Linked DNA regions of Homo sapiens: region 2 is linked to region 1. A link is an interaction called in ENCODE POLR2A ChIA-PET data of the cell type or tissue named here. Cell type or tissue: CD4-positive, alpha-beta T cell. All regions are shown on one strand.

The links. ChIA-PET counts read pairs that join two places held together with the same protein. Peaks named below come from ENCODE experiments on the same cell type or tissue, not always from the same donor. Only the 100,000 strongest peaks of a DNase experiment are listed, where the experiment ranks them.
Region 2: POLR2A ChIA-PET joins it to region 1 with 10 read pairs; 5 of 35 experiments call an interaction of 5 or more read pairs at or near these places.

The regions. Positions count from the first base shown.
Region 1 is chr10:70,089,977-70,094,976 of GRCh38, reverse strand. MACROH2A2 (macroH2A.2 histone) reads right to left here. Exons shown (of 9, transcript NM_018649.3): 3 at 4,811-4,917; 4 at 3,023-3,220; 5 at 1,132-1,242. Among named protein-coding and RNA genes, the nearest start is that of MACROH2A2, 40 kb to the right of the region's middle. RefSeq lists a cis regulatory region at 3,861-3,874 and an enhancer at 3,795-3,939. In CD4-positive, alpha-beta T cell, no CTCF peak of the experiment used is centred here; DNase peaks (open chromatin) are centred at 1,366 and 2,746; H3K4me3 peaks cover 2,429 bases; H3K27ac peaks cover 2,169 bases.
Region 2 is chr10:70,401,355-70,406,354 of GRCh38, reverse strand. EIF4EBP2 (eukaryotic translation initiation factor 4E binding protein 2) reads right to left here and starts at 2,210. Exons shown (of 3, transcript NM_004096.5): 1 at 1,809-2,210. The coding sequence starts at 1,953. RefSeq lists silencers at 1,909-2,118, 2,149-2,338. In CD4-positive, alpha-beta T cell, no CTCF peak of the experiment used is centred here; DNase peaks (open chromatin) are centred at 724, 1,594, 1,864, 2,274 and 1 weaker place; H3K4me3 peaks cover 2,862 bases; H3K27ac peaks cover 1,675 bases.

The DNA.
Region 1 (5,000 bases):
CTTGCTCTCTCTTCTCCCCTCAGCATCCTGCATTCTCCCTAGAAGAACACAAAATCTGTGGGGCAGGGCTCTGAAGCCAATAACCTTGCTGGAGAGAAGTAATGGGCTCTGGGATTCTGACCTGGGGGTGTCTGGCTCCCTTGCCCTTTGGAGACCACAGTCTTGGGGCTACCATTGGGAATTGCTATCCTATGTGTTCACAGTAGAGTGGAATGGAGGGCATTCTCTATTGTTGGCCCATGTGAGCAAGACCTTTATGTTGCCTTAGCTAAGTGAGAGAAAGCTAATCGTCATGTAACAGTGAACAGGCCAGAGAGGGGACATAAATTCCACCTCTTTGTTTCCCTGCTTTCATCAGTGACGAATTAGCAACCAGCCACACCGATGCTCTTCTTAGAACATACTCTTCCCAATTCTTTGAATGGAGGCTTACTGTGTTGTCAAGATGGAAACATTCAGCTACCAGAGATATGATTAACTGACTCTTTCCTTGGGTGTCTTATTTCAGCCCCAGTTGACTTGGTAGATAAATTGTCTGCTCAGTAAACTTTACACTTGTAGGAATGAATTATTTGCATGTCTGGTTGGGCTGCTGTTGTGTTGCTGAAGACTGTTCAAATGCATAGCCCTGTTTGTTTACTTTCTAAAGCCTAGGAAGGCAGGCAGACTGAATTATTGGCAAATAATTCATTTCTAATACCAAGGATATTTGGGAAACATATATTTCTATTTTCTTTCTTTGATAAATTACATTGAACCATGTAAGATGGGCCTCTCAGAAGCTGTCTGAGAAAGTTAGCTATGGATTTTTTTTTTGGCAGATGTAGAAATAACTGGGGTGTGGGGAATTCCCAGCAAAACCAGTAATGCCATCCTATCTACTGACCAGAAAGAGCTTCCATGCTCACCCTTGTCTGACCAATGTTAGCGTTAACAATTCTCAGCAAAAAAGAACAATTCTCACTCTCACAATGCTGACACTGCCACAGCTCTTTAGTTTAAAAATGAATAATTCAAGACTGCAGTGAAAATCATTATCAGGGGAGGAAAGGAGGCATCATTGCTTGTAAACAGTAGGTTATAAAAATACAGTGGTGTTTTAATATAGCACAAGGCAATTCTCTTTGTTACCTTCTGTCCCAGAACAAGGCTCTTAGAAGACAGAATGGTGAATCCATCCCCTGGCCCATCTTCAGAGGTGGAATTTGAAGTTCCTTCTTTATCGCTGTCCTTTGGTTTGGACTGTCGGTAAAAATCAAAAGGCAAGATGAGAACCAATCCAGAAAAAGCCTGAGGTGCCTTTATTAAGCTCTTCTCACGGCTGCCACCAAGTTGAATATGAAAGGAAGTGGTTAGGTGATGTGTTCTGCTGTTTCTTGAAGGAGGGGAGCAAAAGTCAGCAATATAAGGAAAGAAAAGGGTACCGCAAAATAGCAAAATAGAAAGTGTGTTAAAGGGCTCACACATACCTGCAGTCCTCACCTACCCCTGTGCACCAGCACATTGTCCTTGCTCATTTCAATGCCTGCAGCTCACGACGACAAGCATCGGAGCTGGGTGGGGCCGTTGATAGCCCATTGCTTAGCCTTCTTTCTCCCCAGGATTTCTCGGGGCACAGAGGCAGTGTGGAATGAAACATCCACAACTTCTACAGTAGGGTTGTCCAATAGAACTTTCTGTGATCGTGGAAATATTCATCTTGATCCTCAATAATGTTGCTGAGTGCTTGAAATGTGGCTGGTACAATCAAGGAGCTGAATTTTAAATTTGATTTAGTTTTAATTCAAATCCAAATAGCCTTGGCTTGTGTGCCTTAGCTCACACTTATAATTCCAATGCTTTGGGAGGCTGAGGCAGGAGGGTCGCTTGAGCCCAGGAGTTTGAGGCTACAGTGAGCTATGATCTCGCCACTGCATTACTGTACTCCAGCCTGGGTGACAGAGTGAGACCCCTGTCTCTTAAAAAAAAAAAGCCACATGTGACCAGTGGTTACTGTACTGGGCAACATAGGAAAACATTATTCTATCAGTGGCATCTCTGAGCTAAGCTACCTAGTATATCAAGCTAACCCAAACACCTAGTATATCAAGTATATGCCAAACACCTGAAATTCCACTGGCGGAACTCAGGGAATGCCTGCAGGAGACTAGAGGCTGTTTGGAAGGCAACACAGAGCTCTGCAGAGAAATAAAATGCAGGTTCCTGGCTATCATCGCTCACTTCAGATTTTGCTGGGGGTAGTAAAAGGGATCTGAAAACCATCCCTGCTTAGGGTTTGGAAACCTAGAGAAGACCCATTTCAGCTCTAACCTCAAAGGCCCTTTATTCTTTTACCTGTACATTCTTGTCATTTTCTTCCGGCACCAAGCTGCAAGAGTCCTCGGTCCTTCAGAGGTGTCTGCTACGAAGTCATTGTCTCATCTTTAAACTTCCCTCCTGTTCTGTGAGCGTCTTAGTGTCTGCCTGGGCTGCTCTAACAAAATGCTATAGACTGGCTGGCTCACAAACAACAGAAACCACTTTCTTTTTTTTTTGTTTGTTTAAGAGACAGGGTCTTGCGCTGTCACCGAGGCTCGAGTGCAGTGGTGCCATCATGGCTCACTGCAGCCTCTAACTCCTAGGCTCAAGCCATCCTCCTGCCTCGGCCTCCCAAAGTGTTGGGATTACAGGCATGAGCCACTGTGCCTGGCCCAGAAACTTGTTTCTCATAGTTCCGGAGGCAGGAAGTCCTTGGCGCAGGCAGGTTCTGTGTCTGGCAAGGGCTCACTTCCTGGTAGATGACGCTTTCTAGCTGTGTCCTCACATGGCAGAAGGGTCCCTCTGCCTCCCTCAGGCCTCTTTTATAAGGGGACTGTTCCCATTCGTGAGGACTCGCCCTCATGATCTAGTTATCTCTCAAAGCCCACACCTTGTAATCCTATGCCTCTGGGGTTAGGTTTCAACATATGAATTGTGGGGGAACACAGACATTCAGACCATTGCAGTGGGAGTGCCTGGCCCAGGACACGCAGCCTCGGCCTACCTTTTTGGACGTCCGTGGTTTGGCAGCCTTGGATTTCTTCCCCCCCTTCTTGCCTGACGTGGCCTTCCTGCCTCTTTTCTCTGGGGGTGGGGAGAGGATCGTTTCCGACTTGCCTTTGGTCCCTCGCTTTTTGGCCAGCAGTTCGGGGTGAATTCTGGGCAGGACGCCTCCACTGGCGATGGTCACTCCTTTTAGCAGCTGAAGAGAGAAATGCATGCGCTCATGTAGCAAACAGCCTGCTAGTTCCCAATTTCATACAGTTCTTTTTTTTTTTTTTTTTTGATACAGAATCTTACTCTGTCACCCAGGCTGGAGTGCAGTGGCGCGATCTTGGCTCACTGCAGCCTCCGCCTCCAGGTTCAAGCAATTCTCTTACCTCAGCCTCCTGAGCAGCTGGGATTACAGGCACCTGCCACCACCCCGGCTAATTTTTGTATTTTTAGTAGAGACAGGGTTTCACCACGTTGGCCAGGCTGGTCTCGAACGGCTGACCTCAGGTGATCCACCTGCCTTGGCCTCCCAAAGTGCTGGGATTACAGGCGTGGGCCACTGTGCCTGGCCTGGACTTAATACGGTTCTAACTGTTAAATGTGGCCTCCGCTTTCCTAAAGAAACTGCGTAATACACCATTTAATTGGCTTTTCCCACTTTCAGTTGTAGAGCATTTCTCCGTAGGTTAACAAGGCATCCTGTGATGTTGTACAGAAAGCAAAACGAAGTAAAGCAAAATAGAAGGGACACAGAAGTTGAAACCAGGGATGTTGCCCAGGGCTCTGGAATTCCAGACACAACACAGGATAAAAAGCTTCCCATGTGGGGAGCGCAGCTTGAGAAAATGATGTTCAAAGGTCATTGCAAAGACTAGACCCAGTTAATGATGAACCAGTGGTCTCCACAAGCTTGCACATACATTCCATCAGTAAAGTATGTCTGGCCATGCTCCTCCCAATCAATATAAGTTAATTTATCTGCAAAGAACAGACACGTACTACTCCACTAATATATTCTGCAGATTCGAAACCAACACTACCCCAAGCATGGTCTGCGACCATGGCTCACCCATGAACTGGTAGTTACCCGTCAGTGACAACAGAAGTATAGCAAGCATCTAGAAACTTTCACAGCAAACTGACAGTTATTGTATATCTGTTGAATCTGATAACAAAAAATTATGGCTTGTAGTTTGCTTTTTAATTTTTCTAGTGATTTTTATTACATTTCTGGAAATTATCAGTCCATGATGGATTGGCCATAAAAATGGCTTCTTCACTACAGTTTGAGAAGAGTGAGATTAGAAAATAAAGATAAATGAAAAGAAACAGAAATAAAAATTCTTATACTATTTACCTACCACCTTACATATACTGTAGGTGAAAAGGGGGTATTCGCTTGACTTTGGAGTCAGTTTCAGAATATAAACAGTCAGTTCTAAAATATAAAGAGTCTTCTGCCTTCATCAGAAAAAACTGTCAACTAAGTTTGGGTGAAGAAAGTGAAGAGAATAACATTTGTGCCACACCTTCCTCAGCAACACACAGAACTTGTCTTCAAAGAGAAAAGAAAGGTCTGATAAGACCTAGAATATATAATGAGATCTATGCCAGAGGCAATTTTATTTTGAATCTGAATGATAAGAGCTAGCAGAATTTGTTCTTTTATATGGCCTGAGTTTTTTTTGTATAAATGTAATTGGGAACTGTAGCAGGAGTGACTCATGGCCAGCCAGGCCCACACATTAGCATGTTTGGCAAACCCATTCTACGGCTTCCCTCAAGGCTTCAGACATACCTGGTTGAGCTCCTCGTCATTGGCAACTGCCAGCAAGATGTGTCTCGGGGCTATCCGGGCCTTCTTGTTGTCCCTCGCGGCATTGCCGGCCAATTCTAGAATTTCCGCTGAAATCACAAGGAGGCATTAACAGGCAATCACAGAATGGGGTCTGAGCTAAAGCTTTTCTTTAGAAATGGCCTTCAAGTTT
Region 2 (5,000 bases), 310 kb before region 1:
TATCAGTTCAAGTTCAAGACAACTCTTATATGGAGCAGATTCTGGTCTGCCAAAATTTTTCAGGATTAAAAAGCAAGATCTTGGCCGGGTGCAGTGGCTCACGCCTGTAATCCCAGCACTTTGGGAGGCTGACGGGGCGAATAACTTGAGCCCAGGACGAGCCTGGGCAACATGGAGAAACCCAGACTCTACCAAAATACAAAAAAATTAGCCAGGCGTGGTGGCACGTGCCTGTGGTCCAGCTACTCAGGAGGCTGAGGTGGGAGGATCGCTTGAGCCCAGGAAGTAGAGAGTGCAGTGAGCCGAGGTCGTGCCACTGTACTCCAGCCTGGGCGACAGAGTGAGACCCTGTACCATGCTCAAACACGAGTTGGTCTTGAACTGATCATATCGGGGGGAGATTTCTTCCATGAGTTAAGCCACCTAAGAACTCCACTATTCTGCAAAGTTAACATTTCCTTAAACCCAGCTCTCCATATATATTACTGAACTTCTGCCTGGGTCATTTAAAAAGCCTTTCAAGGCAGCCCGCCCAGCCCCCAGAGCGGCCTGGCTGAATTTCTCTGTAAAGCTCCCTCCTAGATTTTATCCCTTGGTGTTGGCAAGAAGGTCTCCTTACTCCACAGGCCTTGCTATTGTGCAACTGATTTAAGGATGGTCCAGGCCTAACTGCATCGGATTGGTTGTAGTACAGCTCCTGAGCCCTGCCCACAGGAACAAGGCTAGCAATCCTCTAGACCGCAGGAGCTGCGAAGTCCCCACCCTCTAGCAAGAGGCCACCCCAGCACCAAAAGAAGACAAAGTTCTGAAGTTAAAAAGGAGGCCCCGTTCCCTTCAATAAGGCTCCTCAAAATCGCTTTCCAGGCTCCTCCCTCTGGAGGACAGCCCAGTTAGGGCACAGACAACCTTTGAGCTCTCTTCCCGTGACCAAGCTTCACCTCTACCCCAGTATTACTTATTTGTAAACAGTTCCTGGTCATGCTTTGAAAAGCAATGCCAGGGAACCACCCTCTCTCTGGATTGCCTCTCTCTAGCCCCTTCCACAGGATCAAGCAACCACCCCACCCAACTGGGGTGTCCTTGACAAAGGTCCTTCAATCCATTTCCAAAGGCGTCGCTGCCGAAAGACACCCTACCTTAAGGCTGTCAGCACCCTACCACCCCCACCTACTTTCCCTTGGCTATTACTTGAGCTTTATTTTATCACGCTCTCCTCCCGGCCTGGGGACTCCCCTCACCCGTGGGGCCTCGTCCAGCAAAGTAAACAATGCTGTCAAAGCGGGATAACGCTGGGCGAGGCTTCCAGACTCCGCATTCCAGCCTCCTCCCGGTGTTCTAAAAGCAGCAAAAACAAGCCATCGCAGGATGCCAGGGCCGAATTCCTCTCCCAAAGTTCTTTTTTAAAAAGCCCCGGAGCCAGCTCCAAAATCAAGCATTAATTTGCACAATCTACGACAGGCAATGCAGACTGTAATGCAAGGCCAAGTGGAGCCAAATCCGCCCGGGAAGGAGGCAGAGAGGAGAGAGAGAACTGGGTCGAATGCGTAAGCCTGCCACGAAGCGGAAACAAGAGCTCTTTTTCGCGACAGGACAGCCACATTCCCGAGTGGGGCGCGCGCCGACTCGAGCTGCGGGCAAGAGCGAACACGAAGTAAAGGGTCCCGAACGCTCGGGCGGGCCCAAGGGCAGCGTCCCCGGGGCTTCGGTGGAGCTGGGGGCGGGGGCGAAGCGGCCGGGCACCGAGGCGCCGAGGAGTTAGAGGACCGCGGCGGGACACCGGGCGCGGCGGACGGCTGGCCGGCGCTCACCTCCCGGTGTGGTGGAGAAGAGCGTCCCCCCGGGCGTGGTGCAATAGTCATGAGGTAGCTGCGCGGCGTCGCTGATGGCCACGGTGCGGGTGGGGATGGCGCGGCTCTGGCTGGGCTGGTGGCCGCTGCCGGCTGACGAGGACATGGCTGTGGGCGCGGGCTCTCGGCTTTGTCCGGCGGGCAGGCGGCGGCGGCGGGGCCGGGGCTGCTTCGGCTCCTCAGGCGGACGGAAAAGCGCGCTCTGCGCGCTCCTCGCTCGCTTCCTCCCGTTCCCTCGTCCCGCTCCGCTCCCGCCGCCGCCCTCTCAGCCGCCGCCGCCGCCGCCGCTCGATCCTCCGGCCTCAGCCAGCAGCCTCAGGAGCAACAGCAGCGGCAGCAGCGGCGACGACGACGACCGGAAGCGGGCGAAGGCGGGAGCCAGAGGGAGTTGGGGAAGCTGGTCGGCCGGAGGTGACGTCGCCGCGGGGCGGGGCGAGGCAGTGAGGGGCGTGGCTGAAGTTGTTGAAGGGGGCGGGGACGAGGGGCAGGGCTGAGGAAGAGAGTGGCTTAACCCCAGCGAGCGGGAGAAGAGCCAGAGGGAGCGCGAGCTAAGTGTTTGTGAGCCTGGTGAAGGCGGACAAGGAAAACTTTCTTCTTATTGTTTGTCATTGTCGGTTAACACCACTTTACTTGAGCAGACTTGAGTTTCTCATGCATTCCTATGCATTAAAAATGTAATTTTACTTTTAATTGTTCATTATTAATTCAGGCACTACATGCACGATGTACTGTATTTTAAAAATCAAACAGAGCAGAAAGGTTTATGGTGCCACTTTCTCCCAGTTTCCGAACTCCCCTCAACCGCTGTACCAGTTAATTGTGTATCCTTCCAAAGACCATCACTATATACACACATAAAGCAAGATCTAAACATTAGGAAAAGGAAGAAACCAAGAGCCACTCATGGCAACAAGAATGAGTATTATTGTATTAGAGTTAAAATGAGGCACAGGAGAGGGCTTAGACCATGAGGTACCTGAAAAATCTAGATCTGGAACTCTATTCTTTCCTCGAGGGGTTCTCAAACTTTGGGTCTCAGTACCTCTACATTCTTGAAAATTATTGAGGATTTCCAAGAGCTTTTGTTTGTGTGGATTATATGTATTGATAATTATTGTATTAGAAATTAAAACTGAGCCGCTGCTGATCACTAGTGGGATTGTACCTGTGAATAGCCACTGCATTCCGGCCTGGGCAACAGAGTGAGGCCCTGTCTCTAAAAAACAACAACAACAACAACAACAAAAAACAAATTAAAACTGAGAATGTTTTAAATGTTTATTAATTCATAAAATAATAACCTATTACATGTTGACATTATATTTTTTAATTATCTAAAACAAATAGTGAGAACAGTGGCATTATTTTATATTTTTGCAAACGCTTTAATATCTGGCTTAATAGAAAACAGCTGTATTCTCATATCTGTTTCTGTGTTCAAGCTGTTGTAATGTGTTGATTCAACTATATGAAGAAAACCCAGCCTCACACAGGTATGTAGTTAGAAAAGAAGGTTGTCTCAGATCCCCGAGGGGCTCTCCAGATCACACTTTGAGAACCGCTGCACTAGGGCAGCACTACTTCTGCCCACAACATGCCCAAGGTGGGACTGGGAAGACACTCATGGGTAAGGCCAACATAGCTACCATCATTCCCATTTTGCAAATGAGAGAAATAAGGGTAAGAGAGGTTGAGGGGAAAACAGCTATTGCTTCACTGCTCAGAGGGTCAAACAGGTGCTTGGCAAGAACATAGACAAAAGAACTTACAACAGCCCAGGGCAGGCCAGGGCATTACATGGTACTGATTTTGTGGTGAGTGCCCCAAGAATCCAGAAAAAAAAGTCCCCTGCCTGTCCTGCCATCTGGAAGCTGCCAGAGTTGCAGAGGGCTGAGTTTAACCTTGAAAGACTCTGAGACTTTGGACATGCCAACAGAGACACTTCTAGTGGAAGGAAAGGGGAAGATACTAGTTTACATTTGTGTAGAGCTTACAGTGTGTGGTTGATAAAGTGCATCAGTCCAGTAGGGGCACAGTAACTCACACCTATAATCTCAGCAATTTGGGAAGCTCAGGTAAGAGGATGGCATGAAGCCAGGAGTTCAAGACCAGCCTGGATAAAAAAGCGAGACCCTCCTCTCACATTTCTACAAAAATAAAAATAAATAAAAAATTATCCAGACATGGTGGTGTGCACCTATAGTCCCAACCTACTCAGGAGGCTAAGGCAGGAGGATCTCTTTAGCCCAGGAGTTCAAGGCTATAGTGAGCTACGATTGTGCCACTGCACTCCAGCCTAAAAAGACCCTGTCTCTAAAAAAGTTAGTTAATTAATTAAAAAATAAAGTGCATCACTCTTTGAACTGTCTTTATTTACAAATTTTGGGGGTGTTCTGGGGACAGTGAGGTGGGTCCCTTCTGGCCAGAGCAAAGGGTAAAGATGGCACAAAAAAGTTAAGCTGGGCGCAGTGGCACACGCCTGTAATCCCAGCACTTTGGGAGGCCGAGGTAGGCAGATCACCTGAGGTCAGGAGTTCGAGACCAGCCTAGCCAACATGGTGAAACCCCATCTCTACAAAAATACAAAAAAAAAAAAAAAGTTAGCCGGACGCGGTCGCGCATGCCTGTAGTCCCAGCTACTTGGGAGACTGAGGCTGGAGAATCGCTTGAACCCTTGAGACAGAGGTTGCAGTGAGCCGAGATCATGCCACTGCACTGCAGCCTGGGCAACAGAGCAAGACTCCATCTCAAAAAAAGAAAAAAAGACACAGAGGATAGGACTAAAGATGGGATGAAATGAAATAAAGGAACCAAAGTACAATTTGAAAGTTTTGGGGACAGGTGCTTTTTATTTATTTTGCCAGGCAGCCTGGGGGAAGTGAACAGAGCACAGGTTTCGGAACATACAGACTGGGTTTGAGTCCCAGCTCTGCCGTTTACAAGCTGTGTGACCCCAGACAAGTTACCTATGCTCTCTGAGCCTCATCTGTAATGTGGCAATAACCATGTTACCTCATCTGGTTAGCATATAAAGTGCTTAGCAAATAATTGCCTCTTGACAAAGTCATACTGAAATTAATTGAGGTTTTATTTATTTATTTATTTATTATTATTATTATTATTATTATTATTATTTGAGATGGAGTCTCGCTC